Regions from separate parts of the Homo sapiens genome. Here region 2 is linked to region 1. Evidence: chromatin loops called from intact Hi-C (ENCODE). Cell type or tissue: MCF 10A. All regions are shown on one strand. Each heading gives the region's core, and the rest is flanking DNA. Links, peaks and the distances in the headings are about the cores only.

The links. Hi-C counts contacts between places; a loop is a spot of excess contacts. Peaks named below come from ENCODE experiments on the same cell type or tissue, not always from the same donor. Only the 100,000 strongest peaks of a DNase experiment are listed, where the experiment ranks them.
Region 2: a loop joins it to region 1, with 18 times the contacts of the local background. A loop is called at or near these places in 3 of 110 quality-filtered maps.

What each region holds. Positions count from the first base shown.
Region 1 is chr1:17,366,525-17,376,621 of GRCh38, forward strand. PADI6 (peptidyl arginine deiminase 6) reads left to right here and starts at 5,672. Exons shown (of 16, transcript NM_207421.4): 1 at 5,672-5,837; 2 at 6,532-6,709; 3 at 8,903-8,975. The coding sequence starts at 5,722. In MCF 10A, for the core only: a CTCF peak has its summit at 4,256 (motif pointing left); DNase peaks (open chromatin) are centred at 3,087 and 4,257.
Region 2 is chr1:17,119,753-17,129,849 of GRCh38, forward strand. No RefSeq gene overlaps it. Among named protein-coding and RNA genes, the nearest start is that of PADI2, 5.4 kb to the left of the region's middle. RefSeq lists an enhancer at 290-824 and silencers at 2,241-2,424, 6,233-6,322. In MCF 10A, for the core only: a CTCF peak has its summit at 6,167 (motif pointing right); a DNase peak (open chromatin) is centred at 6,189.

The sequences.
Region 1 (10,097 bases), core at 2,855-5,354:
TATGAGTTGAGCCCCAAACCTGGCAGATAGGGCTGCCTCGAGCAGCGAACAGGACTTAGCAGATAAAACTGAAGATTTTGCTGGATTCCTAGGGCTGGGGAAGGACTCAGAGACAAGCTGGTGGATAAGGCACCCCTGGCATCAGGGGACATGCAGATGCGCAGATGTTACCCCAGCCACGTATGGGTTGCAGGTGGGAGGTGTCTCTGGAGAAGTCAGGGAAGCCCACGGGAGAGAAAGTGCTACCATCCCTCTAGAGCACAGAGCCATCCCCTGATCATGCCCATCAAACAAAAACTTCCCTGTTCCTTTCGCCTTGCTCCCACCTCTCCCTTCCCCAGAGACCACATAGGAGTTTCCTGAAGCTGCTGTTACAAATCATCACGAACTAAAAGGCTTAAAACAATAGAGATGGACCCTCTCTCAGTTCCAGAGACCAGGAGATCAAAATCAGTCTCACTGGGCTGAAATTCAGGTATCAGCAGGGCCATCCCAGCTCCAAAGGCTTTAGGAGGGGAGTTTCTCTTCTAGCTTCTGCCAGCTTTCCTCAGCTAGTGGCTGCCTCATGCCAATCTCTGCCTCCCTGGTCACATGGCTTTCTCTTCTGTGTGTGTCAAATCTCCCTCTGCCTCCCCCTTATAAGGACACTTGTGATGATATTTGGAGCCCATCGGATAGTCCAGGACAATCTCCCCATCCCAAGATCTTCATTCACCTCTGCAAACAGACTCTTTCTTTGTTTCTATATGAGACAACCTACAGGTTCCGAAGATTAGGACCTGATCTCTCTTGGGTGCCATTATTCCACCTACTGTAGGTTGGAAATCACCACGTGCCAGCTGCAGCCAGCAGAATAGGAAAGAAATAAGCCAGGCACCTCCTTTCCTTTCCGCAGCTCTAAGCCTTGCACCTGCATCAAGCCCTCATAGGAAAGGGTGAACATTCCCCTTTACAAATCTGAGTCCTGAATTGAGAGTGTTTTATGTCTGGTTCCTGGAAACAGATTCTTAGATGGAGATTTGCCTGCAGGAGGTTTATGGGGGGTGCCGGGGGAGGGTGTTTCCGGAAGCGCACCTGGGAGGGAGTGTGGGGCTCAGAGGGGGACACTGAACTGGGATGCAGTTGCCTCAAGGCTTCAGGCAATGCACGGGGTATCTTGGGGGCTGGGGAAGGGCCTCAGAGTTGTCCTGCATTCAGACAAGGCAACCTGGCCTTTGTCCCCCCACATTGGATGTGGCTGTCCCCAGATGGGGACACAACCAGGTACTAGGCCGCTCCTAGGCACAGAAGGCAATTCCAGAAGAGAGACTTGCGGCACTCGCAGCAGCTGGGGGCGTGAGTGCCTCCCCCTAAAGGGGGGCGCGGTGGCACACCACAGCGCCCACCACAGTGACCTCAAGTGACCATGGGACTTCTGATGAGCAAACCTGAGTTGAGCATGATGAGCAAACCTGAGTTGCCGAGAGAGAACTTCTGCATGGAATAAGCATGTGAGGAGTGCGGGAGTCAATACAAAGTTACTTTATGATCATGTAACCCAAGCAGGTCCAGCCAATGCCAGTTGGAGAGCTCGAGCCCAAAAACAAGAGCAAAATGTGGTAGAAGGTGACTTTATTTACCAAAACTAGCAATGGGGGAGTGGTTGGATTCACATCAAAAGCAACCGCTTCGCCTTTCTGGGTTGAAGGCAAGAGTTTTAAAAGGGAAACTCTGGCTGGGCGCGGTGGCTCACACCTGTAATCCCAGCACTTTGAGAGGCCGAGGTGGGCGGATCACCTGAGGTCAGGAGTTTGAGACCAGCCTGACCAACATGGTGAAACCCCATCTCTACTAAAAATACAAAAATTAGCTGGGCGTGGTGGTGGACGCCTGTAATCCCAGCTACTTGGGAGGTTGAGGCAGGAGAATCGCTTGAACCTGGAAGACAGAGGTTGCGGTGAGCCGAGATGGTGCCATTGCACTCCATCCTAGGCAACAGAGCGAGACTCTGTCTCAAAAAAAAAAAAAAAAAAAAAAAAAGGAAATTTGGTACAGGAGGTGTGCAGGAGTTGTGAGGAGTACAAGGTCTGTGTCTTGTTTCCATGGCTAACTCGGGTCTCAGTCCCCCTAAAGCACGGGCTGACGTCATTTCAGCAATGTGCTGAGTTGTTGGCTAGCTGCCTGGAGGTAATCTCTTGAATTCTGCAGCTGGGTCTCCAGGCTCGGTCTGTCTCAAGATTAGCCCCTGGAACTTCTTTTATCATCATCATCATCATCATTTAGAGACAGGGTTTCGTTATGTTGCCCAGGCTGGTCTCAAACTCCTGGGCTCAAGGAATCCTTCCGTCTCAGCCTCCCAAAGCTCTGGGATTACAGGCGTGAGCCATCACACCTGGCCTGGAACTTGTAAGCAAGCATATAATTAGATACTAGCATACAGTTAGATAAATGTGAAGGGGCTTTATGGTGGGAAAGGGAGGGACATGGAGTCTATTTTAGGGTTAAGGGAAAAGGCTTCTGCAGTTTGCTTTAAGGTTACTTCTTGAGACTGAAGAGAAAGGGAAAAAAAGTTGTAAAATGCATTTGAAGTTAAGCTGCTCAGTTACAATCACTAACCCCTCGGTTCAGTGGAGACACCCCTGGAAGCCCATTGGGTTATTATCTTTATTTTATTCATTTATTTTTTTTTGAGATAGAATCTTGCTCTGTCGGCCAGGCTGGAGTACAGTGGCATTATCTCGGCTCGCTGCAAACTCCATCTCCCCAGCTCAAGCGATTCTCCTGCCTCAGCCTCCTGAGTAGCTGGGATTACAGGCGTGAGCCACCACACCTGGCTAATTTTTGTATTTTTAGTAGACGGGTTTCACCATGTTGACCAGGCTGATCTCAAACTCCGGACCTCAGGTGATCCACCTGCCTTGGCCTCCCAAAGTGCTGGGATTACAGGCCTGAGCCACCGTGCCCGGCTGGGTTATTATCTTCTTAGGGGGAGGACAAGGAGGTGATTTAGTCATTTGCTCCACAATAACTTGTTGAGTACCTACTATGTCTGGAGCTGTTTTGCAGGTGCTGGGGATTCAGTGGTGAATAAGAAGCCCCTGGAGGCGAGCAGGACGTGCTCTGGGTCTGAGTCACTTTCATCTCTGTCCACGAGGCTGGGTGAGGAGCCTTCCTCACTGTGCTCTGTAGAGCCCTGGCACAAGGCAGGGCTGCCCCAGGGTGGGGAACGTCAGAGCTTCCAGGCTGCCTTCCTCCAGACCCCAGAGCCTGGACTGGGCCTCAGCGACCCCTCCCCAGTCAACCCGTCTTCTCCCTCCAGCTGCCTCTGGCCGCTTGTGCGTGAGGGTGGGTGAGCCCTTTGGGATGAGTCTCATCAGAGCCTCTGCACGCTGAGTGCTTCCTGCCTGCTTAATTTTGCCACTTTCAATCCAACCAGAGGGGCATTTTGGGTCTTGCTGACCAACCCCCTGCCTCCAAGAGCAACTAAAACAGAGACATCCTTGAGAGTTGTGTTGAGTGCTTAAAACCTCCAGGGAGGGAATTTTTTACTGCAACTTGCAAATTTAGCCAGCCTGGCTGACCGAACAGGCTTCACTCAGTACCTCATCTCCACCTCCTATGCTGGGTACACCTGGGTGCATATTAGAGCAAAGGCTGAAAACAAATGTTTATATTACAGTACAACCCTATGTAAAATACACAGCTGTACAAAGGGGTAAGGCTGCTTTTTACGTACTGATACAAAGAACTTCTCTCCAGTATAACTATGAAGTGAAAGAGGCAAGGTATGGAATACTGGGTGGCACATACTACCGTTTATATAAGAAGACAGTAGTAGGAGGAGAGAAGAAAAGAGCAAAAGCGCCCCGGACATAGTAGGTGTTCAGCAATTCTAGTGGAGCAAATGACTAAATGACCTCCTTGTCCTTCCTCAAAAAAGATAACCCAATGGGCTTCCAGGGGCATCTCCACTGAACTGAAAAGTTTGTAATTGTAACCAAGCAGCTTAACTTTGAGCACATTTTACAACTTTTCTCTTTAGTCTCGAGATGTAACCTCGAAGGAACCTGCAGAAGCCTTTTTCCCTTAACCTTAAAATAGACTCCACGTCCTTCCCTTTCTCACCATAAAGCCCCTTCAAATTTATCTAACTGTATGCTAGTATTGGAGGAGGAAGAGAAGAAGAAAAGGATACACACACATATTTACTTGGTCATGCATAACATTTATTTGGAAAGACATATAAGAAACGGGTAACACTGTCACTACCTCCACCTGCAGGTGGGTAAGGCACAGGGCAGGAGGGAGACTCTGAACTTGGAATCATGTGACTGTGGTACCTATTCAGGAGTAAGCATGACCCAGCCTGGGCAACATAACAAGACCCCATCTCTGCGGAAAAATGTAAAACCATTAGCTGGGCATGGTGGTGCACATCTGTAGTCCCAGCTGCTCAGGAGGCTGAGGTGGGAAGACCACTTGAGCCTGGGAGGTCAAGGCTGTGAACCATGATCACGCCACTTCACTCCAGCCTGGGTAACGGAGTGAGACCCTGTCTCAAAAACAACAACAAAAAAAAACTCAACCCAAGCTTAAGACATGAAATGAACACAATTTTAAAGTCAGTTATGTAAGTTCCTTGTGCCAGAGAAGGGTTCCTATTTCTTTGCTCTGTGGGCTCCGCTGAGATGAGTAGCAGCTGATGACCCTGGCTTGATGTATTCATTCCACTAACACTTGCTGTGCCCCCACCCCCACCGACACAGCTGTAAGCAAAGAGCTCACCTTAATCACTGGGGGTTGGGATGCAGGTTCCTGGACCACACCCTAGACCTTCTGGGCCCAGGAATTTGCAATGTTAACAAGCACCCTTGATAATTTTTGAAACCACCAGAGGGTTAATAACCACCTAGTCTAGGCAGGCGCTGTGGCTCACGCCTGTAATCCCAGCACTTTGGCAGGTCGAGATAGGAGGATTTCTGGGATCAAGAAGTTCGAGACTAGCCTGGGCAACATGGCAAAACCCGGTCTCTACAAAAAATACAAAAATCAGCTGGACATGGTGGTGCACACCTGTAGTCCCAGCTACTTGGGAGGCTGAGATGGATCACTGGAGCCAGGTAGGTTGAGGCTGCAGTGAGCTATGATTGCGCCACTGCACTCTAGCATGGGTAGAGACCCTGTCTCAAAAACAAAACCAAACCACCAGTCCAGCACTTTGCCGAGCTCCTTCGTCAATTTCCAGGAGACACACACCCTAGAACTGAGACCCCAGAGCCTGGGCATGCTGCCACACATTGCCATCCTGACTGCTACCATCAACTCCTCCCAACTGCCCTCTGCAGGTATTTGCCCCGACAGCTTCCAGCTGAGTCCTCCAGCAACATGGCCAAGTTGATCACTCCAAGGCACCGACTTCCCAGAGCCCCTCCTCTTCCCAGCTGAAGGCCACAGATGCCTAAGCAACCGGCCTCAGACTCCCCTGGCCTGCAGCTCTGCAGGCACGAGGTGCCTGATAAATTGGTGATGAAGGGGTTCTGATGCCACCTGCTCCCCAGACTATCAGCCACCAGGAAGCTCTTAGAGGGAAAATCAGTGACACCTGGGCAGCTGCTGACCCCTCCCCTTCTTAACAAGGGGGTGGCCTGCACAGGCCTGGACTGTATAACAGGGAAGGGCAGGGTGAGCCCTGGGGCGTCTGAGGCTGCTGTGCTGAGTGAGGGCTGCGGTGCAGGCCTGAGGATGGTCAGCGTGGAGGGCCGAGCCATGTCCTTCCAGAGTATCATCCACCTGTCCCTGGACAGCCCTGTCCATGCCGTTTGTGTGTTGGGCACAGAAATCTGCTTGGATCTCAGCGGGTGAGATGCTGGGAGCTCTGCCAGAGGTGGCAGGCAGACAGGCAGGCAGGCCTGGGACCCAGTCCCCTTGATCTGGGAGTTGGGGGTTACTTCTCTAGCCTCACTATCCTGCCCCATCTTGGGAAGCCTTGGGTCTCTAGTGGGGGGCCTCCCAGTTCCAACCACGCAGAATTCTGACTTAAATCCTGCCTCTGCCCTGTAGCAGCTGCCATGGACTCTTAGTGAGGCAAGGGCCTTGGCCTCTCTGTTCCCCTATCTGTGAAACCATGGGGACGCTGGCCTCGGGGGGCTGTGAGGAGCAGGCCAGGGAGACTGCTAGATGCTGGAGCCTGCAGGTGGAGGTGACTCAGCAGGGTCACAGTACAACTTCCTGAGTCGCTTGCCCTGATCTTTTTCTTTATGGGGATCCTTTGTGGCTCCCCCCTTCTTGGGAATTGGGTGCTTATTACTAAGATGTAGCTGTGGTAACTTCTGCAGTGTCGGTAGCGGGATGGGGTTTGGGCTGGAGCCCGTCGGAGAGCAAACACAGGGGTCCTTTGGGAGGGGGTGGGTAGGAATAAGGACCCCAGACCACTCTGCCTCAACACCCTAAGGAGAATGAGGATTCGGGAGCCGTCCCCTCCCCCATGCCAGTCATCTCCTAGGCTGAGAAGGTGTTTGTGCCCTGACGCGTGTCTCTTACCGGGCAAACCAGGTGTGCCCCCCAGAAGTGCCAGTGCTTCACCATCCATGGCTCTGGGAGGGTCTTGATCGATGTGGCCAACACGGTGATTTCTGAGAAGGAGGACGCCACCATCTGGTGGCCCCTGTCTGATCCCACGTACGCCACAGTGAAGATGACATCGCCCAGCCCTTCCGTGGATGCGGATAAGGTAAGCCTCAGGGGAAGAGGTGAGGGGCATCTCCCGGGGTGGGACCTAGCACAGCCACTGGGGCTTCCTCCTGGCTGCAGACGTGACTCGAGCCTGGGAAACACGTTGTTTTGCACGTCTGATCTCATCCAGTGTCTGCAACAGACCAGTGGTGTGGGCACTCCATGACCCCATTTTACAAAGAAACAGAGGCACCTAGCGAAGGTGCCCTGCCAAGTCAGCAACCAGCAGGACTGGGATTTATTTTTTATTTTCATTTATTTATTATTATTTTTTTTTTTGAGTCTCACGCTCATTGCCCAGACTGGGGTGCAATGGCACAATCTCAGCTCACTGCAACCTCCACTTCCCGGGTTCAAGCAATTCTCCTGCCTCAGCTTCCCGAGTAGCTGGGACTACAGGCACCCACCACCATGCCCGGCTAATTTTGTATTTTTAGTATGAGACAGGGTTTCACTATGTTGGCCAGGCTGGTCTCAAACTCCTGACTTCAAGTGATCTACCTGCCTCCACCTCCCAAAGTGCTGGGATTACAGGCATGAGCCACCACACCTGGCCTACCATCACTTTACATATGAGGAAACTAAGGCACAGAGTGCTGTGTCTAAACCTAAGTAGCCTACCTAGAGTGGGATAGACCCAGGATTTGAGCTTGAGCCCAAGGGTGTATTCTCCCCTGGGTAAGCTGTCTCCCTAATGGGGTGCCTATGTTGGGGAGGTTCTCCTGTGGTAGAAGCAGGTGGCTCATTCAGGGCAGGAGTGTTCAACCTTGGTTGCAGGTGAGAACCACTGGGGAGCTAATAACATCAATACCCAGGCCACACCCCCTCTACCAATTAAACCTGAGGTACCAATGGAACCTCAGGGCTAGGATCCTGGCCGCTGGTTTAAAGCTCTCCAGGTGCACCCAGTGCGGGGCTGGGGGTGAGAACCATGATGGAGCAGTTCAGGACTGGGAGAGCTCTCCCTCCCTCCCCCCACACCCTACAGGACCTACTGGAGATGTCTGCTGCAGAGGGGTAGGTACACACACCCACCTGCGCTGTGTGCCCAGGGCAGGCAACTCCCTGAGAGGCAAGTAGTGGACTTAGGTAGGAACTGAGTGTCTCTGGCCAGGTGTGGTGGCTCATGCCTGTAATCCCAGCACTTTGGAAGGCTGAGATGGGCAGATCACCTGAGGTCGGGAGTTTGAGACCAGCCTGGCCAACATGGTGAAACGCTGTCTCTACTAAAAATACAAAAATTAGCCAGGTGTGGTGGCAGGTGCCTGTAATCTCAGGTTCTCAGGAGGCTGAGGCTGGAGAATCGCTTGAACCCAGGAGGTGGAGGTTGTAGTAAGCTGAGATTGTCCCACTGCATTACAGCCTGGGCAACAAGAACAAAACTCCATCGCAAAAAAAGGTATCTCAGATAAGAATGGAGGCCACGGTGGGTGCCAGTGGAACTCCAGACTACCTGAGAACCATTCTCTGCCCAGGGCTCGGCCTCCAGGACCCTCAGGAGTGGCCAACAAAGAACCTTGAACTTAGAGGACTAAAGCTTCTATTTAAGGATGGGGTGGATCTGTCACATGCTCTGGCCAATGGTTGGGTCTCTGGTTCATGACCAAGACCTTGTGGTCAGGGTCAGTGGCTGGAGGGCAGGTCTCTTTCTAAAAGCATAAAGTAGAGGCTGGTGTGGGACACAGTCCCACAGTTGGGACTGAGTCCCAACGCTGCTTCTTCACCTGGGTGTCCTTCTTAGTGAGCAGCTTAAGCCACCAGAGGCCTGTTTCCCCACCGTGCACCTTATGGAGTAGGACATGGGACCCCAGGAGAGTGGGTTTAGCAGGGAGGATGTATAGTGTGGTTTCAAGCTTGGGCTCTAGAGCCAGGCAGCCTGTTTCTTAAATCCCTTTGGGATAAGTCCCTTGATCACCCCGCCATCAGGGATACAGCTCTCACGTGGACAGGTGGTTTCAAGCCTGGCTCTCGACAAGGTTAGGGTTGGGGGTCATGGCAGGTTCTAAGTCCTTAGGGGACTGACTCAGCCCTAAGCGCAGGGCTGTGGCCCCATACCAGCTCATAGGTGAGACTTCAGAAGCCATAACACAAGACCAAGATCCCACGCCTAGACTCGGCACATGGCCTGGGGCTCTGTTCCTGGCACCTCCCGTCCAACACTGCCTATGGTTTCGGGATGCTGTCTCCACAGGTCTCGGTCACATACTATGGGCCCAACGAGGATGCCCCCGTGGGCACAGCTGTGCTGTACCTCACTGGCATTGGTGAGTGTTGCTCCAACTGGGAGCCTGGGGCCCAACTCACCGCTGGGGTTGGGGAAGGGGTGGGATTGTAGGAGGAGCCAAAAAAGATTCTCCAGGTAACAAGATGCCTCCTGTGGGCCCCAGGAACTCCTGAACAAACTCCTAAATGGATTCATTTGAGATACCCACTCACACACTCCCTCCTCGACGCTCAGTCACTTCTCCATCTTCGTGCACTGCCAACCTAATTCTGAGAATAGAAACAGCCAGAACTTCCGTGTCGCTGCCATCTACCCACCTACGCCTGTCTAGTGCCTACCTTCTTCCTTTGTTACTAATTGACGCATCTGGTCCAAAGTTAGTCTTTCTTGTCTCACTAGATCCTTTCTTATTCAAGAACATTCCTTTGTCAATTCTTACCAATGTAAGAAGCCGCCACCCTTCCCCGCCCTCTAGATCACCCCCATCAGCTCAGGAACAAGCTCTATAACATCTACTTTTTTTTTCTTTTTTTTCTGAGATGAGTCTTACTGTCACTCAGGCTGGAGTACAGTGGCATGATCTCGGCTCACTGTAACCTCTGCCTCCCAGGTTCAAGTGATTCTCCTACCTCAGCCTCCAGATTAGCTGGGACTATAGGTGTGTGCCACCATGCCTGGCTAATTTTTATATTTTTAGTAGAGACAGGTTTTCACCATGTTGGCCAGGCTGGTCTCGAACTCCTGACCTCGCGATCCACCTGCCTCGGCCTCCCCAAGTGCTGGGATTACAAGCGTGAGCCACTGTGCCTGGCCATATCATCTCTCTTAAACCTGATTCTAGGGTGTTTGTTTTTGTTTGAGATGGAGTCTTGCTCTGTTGCCCAGGCTGGAGTGCAGTGGCGCGATCTTGGCTCACTGCCCATTCCACCTCCCAGGTTCACACCATTCTCCTGCCTCAGCCTCCCGAGTAGCTGGGACTATAGGTACCCGCCACCATGCCCGGCTAATTTTTTTTTATTTTTAGTGGGCTAATTTTTTTTATTTTTAGTGGGCTAATTTTTTTTATTTTTAGTGGGCTATTTTTTTTGTATTTTTAGTGGGCTAATTTTTTTGTATTTTTAGTGGAGACGGGATTTCACTGTGTTGGCCAGGCTGGTCTCAA
Region 2 (10,097 bases), core at 4,664-7,163, 240 kb before region 1:
TGCCCTAACCCAGCCTGGGGGCCAGGAAGCCTTCCCAGAGAAGACGATCCTGGAACCTTCTTAAAGGAGGCGTTTGCAAATTAAAGGCGAGGAGAGGGAGCTGCCTGTGCAAAGCCGGGTGCAGCCCGGTACCCCCATCCCCCAACAGTCAGATGAACCTCACCATAGAGAAAACGGGAAGCGGTGGGGATGGGGAACCCGGCAGCTGAGGGAGACCAGGACGCCAAGCCAAGGCATTGGAGGGTGGGAGATGGGAGCCTGGAGTGGTTGTCTCCGCGAGCCGTGGTCGGGTGTGCTCGTGAAATGGGTCATTCTGGGCTGGGGAGGGGCAAGGAAGCCCCTGGCTGTGGCCAGAGCTGGAGAGGTGGGGACTGACCCGGCCACTGCTTAGGGACTGGGATTTTGGTGGCACCTGGTGACTGATAGGATGTGTGGGTGGAGGGAGAGGAGAGGGGTAAGGATTAGGGCCCCGGTTCTGGCCTGGGCCACCAAGGGAAGGGGGGTGCCACCCAGAGGTCATCGTGTGTCTCACAGAGGCTGAGATGTAGGATGACAATCAGTGTGGGCCTCGGCCAGCCCCTCCCATGTCCCAGCCCTTCCCCTGGGACCCAGTGGGAGTGCTGTTCAGACACATACATCAGCCCTGTGTGAGGAAGTGGTCTTTGGTAGGTGAGGACAGAAACTGAGGGGGGGTGGGCAGAGGCCGTGGGAGGGAAGGAGTGGGGCGGAGGGGATGTGTGTTTGGGAAGGAGTTAGAGCTGATGGAAGATGGAGCTCCAGGAACGGGTGCCCCCAGACAAGAGGGGTGAGGCCCACAAGTGCCCAGTGCTGATATACCCAGCCCTTGGACTCCAACCTTCTCCCTGAGGCGGCCCAAATTAGGAGGTGGTGAAGAGCCCAGCTGCTTCTGAGTGGCAGGGATTTGGGAGGAATGTGAGTGGGGAAGAGGGAAGGCCCGAGTTTTAGCCAGGAGGTCATTTGTCCCCCAAAGGCACAGCTCACAGACCCAGGGAGAGGCCAGTAACTGTTTTTTTTTTTTTTTTTTGAGACAGAGTTTTCCTCTTGTTACCCAGGCTGGAGTACAATGGCGCCATCTCAGCTCATTGCAACCTCCGCCTCCCAGGTTTAATTGATTCTCCTGCCTCAGCCTCCCAAGTAGCTGGGATTACAGGCAGGCACCACCACACCCAGCTAATTTTGTATTTTTAGTAGAGACGGGGTTTCTCCATGTTGGCCAGGCTGGTTTTGAACTCCTGATCTCAGGTGATCTACCTGCCTCGGCCTCCCAAAGTGCTAGGATTACAGGCGTGAGCCACAGCGCCCGGCCGAGGCCAGTAACTTCTGATGAACTCCAGGCACCCGGCTGAGCACATCCTCCAATCAGGAGGAATCTCTCGGGTGGCCACCTGCCAAACTGGGACAAAACTTGTGTAGCTTGGAGAGACTTCGAGGCGCCCCCAGAGGTGAGCTCGTGTCTGGGCACCCCTCTGCCACGAGTGACTTTGGAGCCCTTACTGTGTGACAGATAACGGGCACCCACCAGGGTTCTCACCTTCCTGGGGCTCTAACTTTCATTTGACTCATGGGGAGACTGGGGCCAGAGTGGGGGAGGACACTGTACCCCCCACTGACGGAGACCCCGGGCAGCTCATAACAGGACACTGGGCAAGATAGTGATAACATCAGACCGCAATACCCAGGGGAGCTGGAGTAAGAGCGGGCACTTACTGCTTTCTTTCTGTGGGTCAGGCACTGTTCCAAGCGGCTCTTTTCATGTATTAGAGTTAGATCACTGAACCCTCCCAGTAACTCCGCCACTTTACAGATGAAGAAAGTGAGCTGTGAGGAGGTGGGGGAATTGACTCTGGGTTGCAGAGCTCCTAAGAGTGGCAGAGGGAGGAGCTTGCAGGGCCACTGGGGTGGAGGCAGGGGGCAAGGCCGAGTGAGGGCAGGGGCAGAATGCTGTCCATGCTTTGTAGATAAGGAAGTCGCAGTTCTAGGCCCAGCTCTGCTTTTGTGCCGCCTTGGGCCAGGTACCCTGCCATTCGGAGCCCCATTTTCTGCCTCTGTGAAGTAACTGATCCCTCAGCACGGTGTAAGGACGGTATTAAACGAGACAACAAGGTGCAGAAAATACTAGCACAGAGCCTGGCACAAGGCTCAAGAAATGAAGCCCCCTCCCCTTAAAAACCCAATTCAGACCTGGCCACCCACACTCAGGACTCCTGCCCGGGCTCAGGCCATCATGTTGGGCCCAGAGCCTGGTTGATGAGACAGGAGTTTCCTGGTGCCCAGAGGTTTAAAATAGCTGAAGTAGTCACAGCTGTTGGTGGATTCAGGGCCGGAGGTCGCATGCATCACGGCTGCTCCCACCTCTCCCCTGGGATCCGGAAGAGCCACAAAGCATCTCACGGTGTCTTTTGGGGACTTAGCTTAGGCCAGTTCCTGGCACAGACCCGCACCCACCCCTCCAGCAAGCGCCCCTGCCAAGCCTGTGGGCAGGGTGCCTGGGCTAAGAGGGGCTCTTCTGAGCTGTTTTCTGTTAGGTTCCTCCACTGGGTGTGGGGTCTCCGGGCCAGGCCTTGGGGGAACCAGGGAGGCCACTCAAACTTCGACAAGCCTGCTTTGAGGAAACAGACAGCTTACTGAGAGCACTATACATACAATAATTTAAAAAGAAAGAAAAAAATGCACAAGTATTACCTGGTCATTGTGGAAAAGTTAAAAAAAATATGATCACCCATGACCCTAGTACCAGAGATCAGTCTGAATCTATGAGTATGATCTGGCCGGGCTGCCCACAGGCTGCTGTGGGGCAGCACACTTCCTGAGCCCTTGCGCCATGCCAGGAGCTGTTCAGAGCCCATTCACACACACATCTCAGCCTGTTTAATCCTCACGACAGCCCTGTGAGGTGAGAGCTATTATTATCTTCCATCTGCACAGAGGCACCAACCAGCCTGCAGTGAAGAGCATGGACTTTGGTCTTGGTGGACCTGGGGTCAAGTCTGGCTCTGCCCCTCACTAGCTGGGGGCCTCTCTGGGCCTCAGTTTCTTCTTCTATAAAGGAGATACTAGGAATTGTTATAAGGAACAAGGAATAACAAGATGATATCCAGTAAGGTACTGCACATCGTGGCCTGGCACAGACCCAAGTTCCAGTAGACGGTAGTTATTTCCTATGCGTATATAGTTATTTTAAGTTTTTGTAAACATGGGCTTCTGACTACATGCTGTTTGATAACATACTTCAAAGCTTCCACAATGTGAGAGGCTGGGCTGGCTGTGGCCAGGTCACACAGAGCATTGTAAGTCGTGGAAAAGGCTTTGGGGCTTTATCTTTATGGGGTCATGGGGGAAGCCTGGGAAGGACTTTGGAAGGTGTCAACGGCACGATGTACACTTTAGGAAAATCACTCTGGCTGCTGTAGGCAGCTAAATTTGACAGGAATTCTGGCAGGAGACCAGAGAAAGGAAGAGGTCGGGGTCTGGGCCATGGATCCCCAAAGCAATCCTTCTGTGGCCAGGGATCGCCCCAACCCCTGACTCTGCACCATGGGGACCTGCAGTCATACCCTCAAGAGCAGATCCCCATAACCCTGGCCCTGCCTGGCCCCGTCACATTCCCTTTCCCCTGGCAAAGCCCACCCTTTGGTCTCACTCCCTTGAGAAGAGTCTCTGGGATGGGGGCGTTGATTCAGCCTCTGCCTCAGCTCTCGGTCCTGAGAGACATCGTGCTCAGAGGCGGGGAAGGGCTGGGGTGCTCCATTGTTCTAATACTGCGTGAGTTCAGAATGAGGAAGTCATGTCTCTTCTGCGTGCTGCTGTGGCTGTACCCCACTCGGGGGTACATTTATATATGCAGAGAGAGAGATTTATTTTAAGAAATTGGCTCACATGGTTGTGGGGGCTGACAAGCCTGAAATTTGTAGAGCTGGCCAGTCAGAAATGGGAGAAGAATTGATGTTGCGGTCTTGAGTCTGAAATCTACAGGTTGGAAACAGCACGGTTTCTATGTTGCATTCTGGAGGCTGAATTGCCTCCTCTTTGGGAAACCTCAGTCTTTGTTGTTAAGGCCTTCAACTGATTGGATGAGGCCCACCCACATTTTGGAGTGCAATCTACTTTACTCAAAGTCTACTGATTTAAACGTTGATCACATCTGAAAAATATCTTCACAGCAACATCCAGACTGATGTTTGACTGGATGATGGGGTGCCATAGCCTGGCCAAATCGACACAGAAAATTAACCATCACCATGCTGAAAGATGGGCTAAGGCTTTCATTCATTAGGTCACCATTTATGGAGCATTTATTCCCTGCCAGGCACCTGCGCTAAGCACTGTGTGTATGTTATCCCATTGAATCCTTGCTACAACCCCAGAAGTAAGTATTTTTCTTACCCTTATTTTATACATCCAAGGGTAAGATGACTTGTCCGGGCCAGGGTTCTACCCTTAGTCAGTGAAGCAAAGCTAGAAAGGTGAATTCTGGAGAAGATGTAATAAGCCAGTTGTCTGAGGGGCTGCCAGGGGGCCAGAGTAAGCCTGGGAGGTCCTAGACCCATGCTTTCCAACATGTAGCCACTGCCAGACAAGGTTTATGTGGCTAATCTGAACTGACACATGCTGTAGGTGTAAAACAGTGGTCCCCAACCTTTTTGGCACCAGGGACCTGTTTTGTGGAAGACAGGCTTTCCATGGATGGGGGTGGGGATGGTTTCGGGATGATTCAAGCGCATTACATTTCTTGTGCACTTTATTTCTATCATCACATTGTAATACATAAGGAAACAATTTTACAATTCACCGTAATGTAGAATCAGTGGGGGCCCTGAGCTTGTTTTCCTGCAACTAGATGGTCCCATCTGGGGGTGATGGGAGACAGTGACAGGTCATCAGGCATTAGATTCTCATCAGGAGCTCACAGCCTAGATCTCTCACCTGCGCAGTTCACAATAGCATTTGTGCTCCTATGGGAATCTAAAGACAAAACTTCCCTTGCTAGCCCAATGCTCACCTCCTGCGGTGTGCCTGGTTCCCAACAGACCACAGACTGGTAATGGTCCATAGCCTGGGGGTTGGGGACCCCTGGTGTAAAATACAGATTTCAAGGAGTTACAAGGAGAAAAAGATGGTAATTTTAAAAATAATTGACTCCATGTTGGAATGATAATATGGTGAATGTATTTCATTAAATGCAAATGTATTATTAGCTGGATGTGGTGGCTCAAGCCTGTAATCCCAACACTTTGGGAGGCTGAGGAGGGAGGATCACTAACATTCAGGAGTTTGAGATGAGCCTGGGCAACATAGCAAGACCCTGTCTCTACAAAAAAATTTAAAAATTAGCCAGGCATGGTGATGCACCCCCTGTACTCCCAGCTACTTGGGAGGCCAAGGTTGGGGGAATCTCTTGAGCCCACGAGGTTGAGGCTGCAAGTGAGCAGTGACCGTGCCACTGCATGCCAGCTGGGGCGACAGAGCAAGACTCTGTCTCAAACAAACAAACATCAAAAAGCCCAAAGACGTATTGTTAAAGTTAATTGTACCTATTTATTTCAGCTTTTAAAAATGTGGCTACTAGAAAATGTGGTTACCTGTGAGGCACACATTTGTGGTTGCCATCATTTTTATTTTTCTTTCTTCCTTTTTTTTTTTTTTTTTTTTGAGACAGAGTCTTGCCCTGTCACCCAGGCTGGAATGCAGTGGCATGAGCTTTTCTCACTGCAACCTCCGCCTCCTGGGTTTAAGTGATTCTCATGCCTCAGCCTCTGGAGTAGCTGGGACCACAGGCACGCGCCACCATGCCCGGCTGATTTTTGTATTTTTAGTAGAGACAGGGTTTCACCATGTTGGCCAGGCTGGTCTCGAACTCCTGACCTCAAGTAATCTGCCCACCTCGGCCTTCCAAAGTGCTGGGATTACAGGCGTGAGCCACTACGCCCGGCTGGTTTGCATCATTTTTCTATGGGTGGTGCAGATCCAGACGCCTCTAAATGGTTAGGCAGGGACTTGTTCATGATTTTTCTGGGTCGAGCCTGGGTACAGCTGGGCACAGTAGATAAATATTTGGTGAAGAGAGTGGAATTGCTTCAGAGTTCCCAGAGGGCAGCAGTGGGGTTAATAGCAAGAGTTAAAACAGGGAACACGCGAAGGCCGCAAGAGGCGGAGACCACAAGGTGGCGCCAGATCCCCATCTTGGAAGCAGGGAGGCGGCGCTGGCCGGCCTGAGCCCGAGAGATCAGAATGCCTCCGCCTCTGTCCCACCCTGCTCAGCACCTTCCTTTAGCTTTTGGGACCCTCTTTTTCCTGGTGGTTTGGGTCAGAATTCAGGGGCCACCTTTGTGTGAGGTCAGTGGCAGGTCCCTTAGAGTGGGAACTTCTCGCTGGACAAAGGGGCGACTGAAGCTCAGAGAAGGATGAGAGGGGCCCAGAGAGGGGCAGTGACCGGCCGAAGGGCGCAGAGCCAGTTGGTAAAAGAGGGAGGTCTTTTGTGTCTCATCCTTCAGGCCTGTCCTGTTACCTCAGTGCCTTTGTCCTGTGAGCCTGGGTCGTTGATTCGTTTTAAAAATCACTTGATAAACAAATCACAGAGTCAGGTGCTGTGCGGGTGGGAGTGGGGACACAGGTCCATCCTTATGAGCAACCTAGCAGGAGCAAAAAACATGCACGGATGCTCACAAACACATGCACACACACAACATGCACACACGCACATACACGTGCACACACACACGCACGCATGCACACACATGCACACACACACACCCTTGTGTAGGAAGAACATCACGCAGTCATTTACAACCACATTGGAAGAAGGCGCTATAATCATTTCTGCCATACCCCATGATGTGGTCACATTTTCCATCTCGAGAATCAGTCCACCTGGATTGACATCCTAGCCCTTCCTGGCTTAGGAGACCTTGGACAAGTCATCTCACTTGAGTCTCAGTTTTCTCATCTGTGAAATGGGGGTTAATCATGGCACCTCCTTCCCAGGTGGTTGTGAGGTTTAAACAAGATAATGGGCTGGGCGCAGTGGCTCACGCCTGTAATCCCAGCACTTTGGGAGGCCGAGGTGGGCGGATCATGAGGTGAGGAGATCGAGACCATCCTGGCTAACACGGTGAAACCCCGTCTCTACTAAAAATACAAAAAAAAATTAGCTGAGCGTGGTGGCGGGCGCCGGTAGTCCCAGCTACTAGGGAGGCTGAGGCAGGAGAATGGTGTGAACCCGGGAGCCTGCAGTGAGCCAAGATCATGCCACTGCACTCCAGCCTGGGCAACAGAGCGAGACTCTGTCTCAAAAAAAAAAAAAAAAAAGATAGTAGGCTGGGTACGGTGGCTTATGTCTGTAATCTCACTATTTTGGGAGGTCGAGGCGGAGGCAGGCAGATCGCTTGAGCTCAGGAGTTGGAGGCCAGCGTGGGCAATATGGTGAAACCCCGTCTCTACCAAAAATGCAAAAAAATTAACCAGGCGTGTTGGCGTGTGCCTGTGGTCCCAGCTACTCCGGAGGCTGAGGTGGGAAGATTGCTTGAGCCTGGGAGGTAGAGGTTGCAGTGAGCCGAGGTCGGCCACTGCACTCCAGCCTGGGTGACAGAGTGAGACCCTGTCTCAAAAAAAAAAAAAAAAAGGATCTCCTTTGGTTTTCAAAAATTATTATTCCACTTACTGTCATTTCAAATTCAACAATCCCACTTTAGCTTTGAGTTCAAGTTAAAAATCTTCTCTTAAGGACAAATTCCACTTTTTTCTTTTATTTGCTAGAGATGGGGTCTCACTATGTTGCCCAGGCTGGTCTTGAACTCCTAGGCTCAAGCAATCCTCCCACCTCAGCCTCCCAAAGTGCTGGGATTACAGGCATGAGCCACTGTGCCTGGCCTATATGATTCCACTTCAATGAGGTACCTACAATAGTCAGATTCACAGGGACAGAAAGTAGAAAGGAGGTTGCCCTGGGGGCTGAAGAGAGAGGGGAATGGCAAATTGTCGTTTAGTGGGCGTAGAATTCTAGTTTTGCAAGATGAAAAGAGTCTTGGAGATTGGCTGCATTTAACAATGTGAACGTACCTAACACTCTGCTGAACTGAACACTTACAAATAGCTTACATGGCACATTGTATGGTATGTATATTTTACCACGATTAAAAATTTAAGAAAAAATTTAGGAAAAGTATTCTTTTAAAATATAACAACTTTAGTGGGCCAGGCATGGTGGCTCATGCCTGTAATCCCAGCAGTTTGGGAGGCCGAGGCAGGTGGATCACCTGAGGTCAGGAGTTCAAGACCAGCCTGGCCAATATGGTGAAACTCTGTCTCTACTAAAAATACAAAAATTAGCTGGGCATGGTGGCGCATGACTGTAATCCCAGCTACTTGGGAGGCTGAGGCAGGAGAGTCACTTGAATCCGGGAGGCAGAGGTTTCAGTGAGCGGAGATTGCACCACTGCACTCCAGCCTGGGCGACAGAGCGAGACTCTGTCTCAAAAAGAAAAAAAAACTTTAAAAATTATTATAAAATTATTAAAATGATACAACTGAATATTTGGTTCCATTGACAATCTTGGCTAATTAAACATGCATGAAAATATAATTTAAAATCTGTCAGAACCCCCGACACACTTCAGCCTTGAGAGAGCTGTGACTGGGATCTGAGTCATGTGCCTTTTATTCCTCAGATTGTAGATTAACTCACTTTCTTATTTTTCTTATTCTGTACAATGACCAGAGAGAATTAAAGAACAGCAGGGACAAAACCCTCCTGCCTTCTTAATTAATGACCCTGTGACTCATCTACTTCCCCTTTGTTGTCCTGCTCTGCGTAGAACAGATGACAGGAAACGCATAGCTATCATACCCTTCACAAAAAATGTGAAATATGCCCTCCGCCAAAAGAAACACTGCCCATAACCAGTCAAATGGCTGTAACTATGCGCCAGCCTAGTATGAAAAATGTTGTTATCTGGCTAAAAATTCCTCTGTCCCTGCCTCTATAAATGAAAACTTCACTTCCCTACTTCGGAATGCTGAGTTCATTACTTTGGAGTTGAGGTTTCTGGGTGGCCGTTCTCAAATCTTGTGCTTGAATAAACTCTATTTTATTTTACTTTGGTGTATTTTACATTTTTTTTTATTATTATTTTTTGAGACAGGGTCTCGCTCTGTTGCCCAGGCTGGAGTGCAGTGGCACAATCACAGTTCACTGCAGCCTCAACCTTCTGGGCTCAAGTGATCCTCCCACCTCAGCCTCAGTAGCTGGGACTACAGGTGTGGGCCACCACACATGGCTGATTTTTAAAATTTTTTGTAGAGACGGTGTCCCACTACGTTGCCCAGGCTGGTCTCGAAGTCCTGGACTCAAGGGATCCACACAGCTTCCCAAAGTGCTGGAATTATTGGCGTGAGCCACTGTGCCTGGCCTAAACTCTTTTTAAATTAGACTCTGACGCTCCTGGTTATTTCAGGTTGACACACAGTTAAACATTTTTAACTGCATGTATAGATTTAACATATTCAATTTCTTTTAAAAATACTTCAGTTGCCTTAATAACAAACACAACTTTCTCAAGCACTTAAATTATTCTTAGAAATCTGGTAACTTATGCTTATCATGAATTCAAATTTTTATAACTTTTTAACACTTCTGTCAAGCATAGTAAAATTTCAACTTAAAATATCACAAGTCTAAATCAATCAATGATTCATTTGTGCATTTTACTTTATTTTTGAGACGGAGTCTTGCTCTGTCGCCCAGACTGGAGTGCAGTGGCATGATCTCGTCTCATTGCAACCTCCATCTCCCAGATTCAAGCGATTCTCCTTTGTCAGCCTCCCAAGTAGCTGGGATTACAGGCATCCACTACCACGCCTGGCTAATTTTTGTATTTTTAGTAGAGACAGGATTTCACCATGTTGGCCAGGCTGGTCTCCAACTCCTGACTTCAGGCGATACGCCCACCTCGGCCTCCCAAAGTGCTGGGATTATAGGCGTGAGCCACTGTGCCCGGCCTCATTTGTGTATTTAAATTAAAACCTTAAGACTGACTTTTTATTCACACAGACTGGGGTGTGCAATCTTTTGGCTTCCCTGG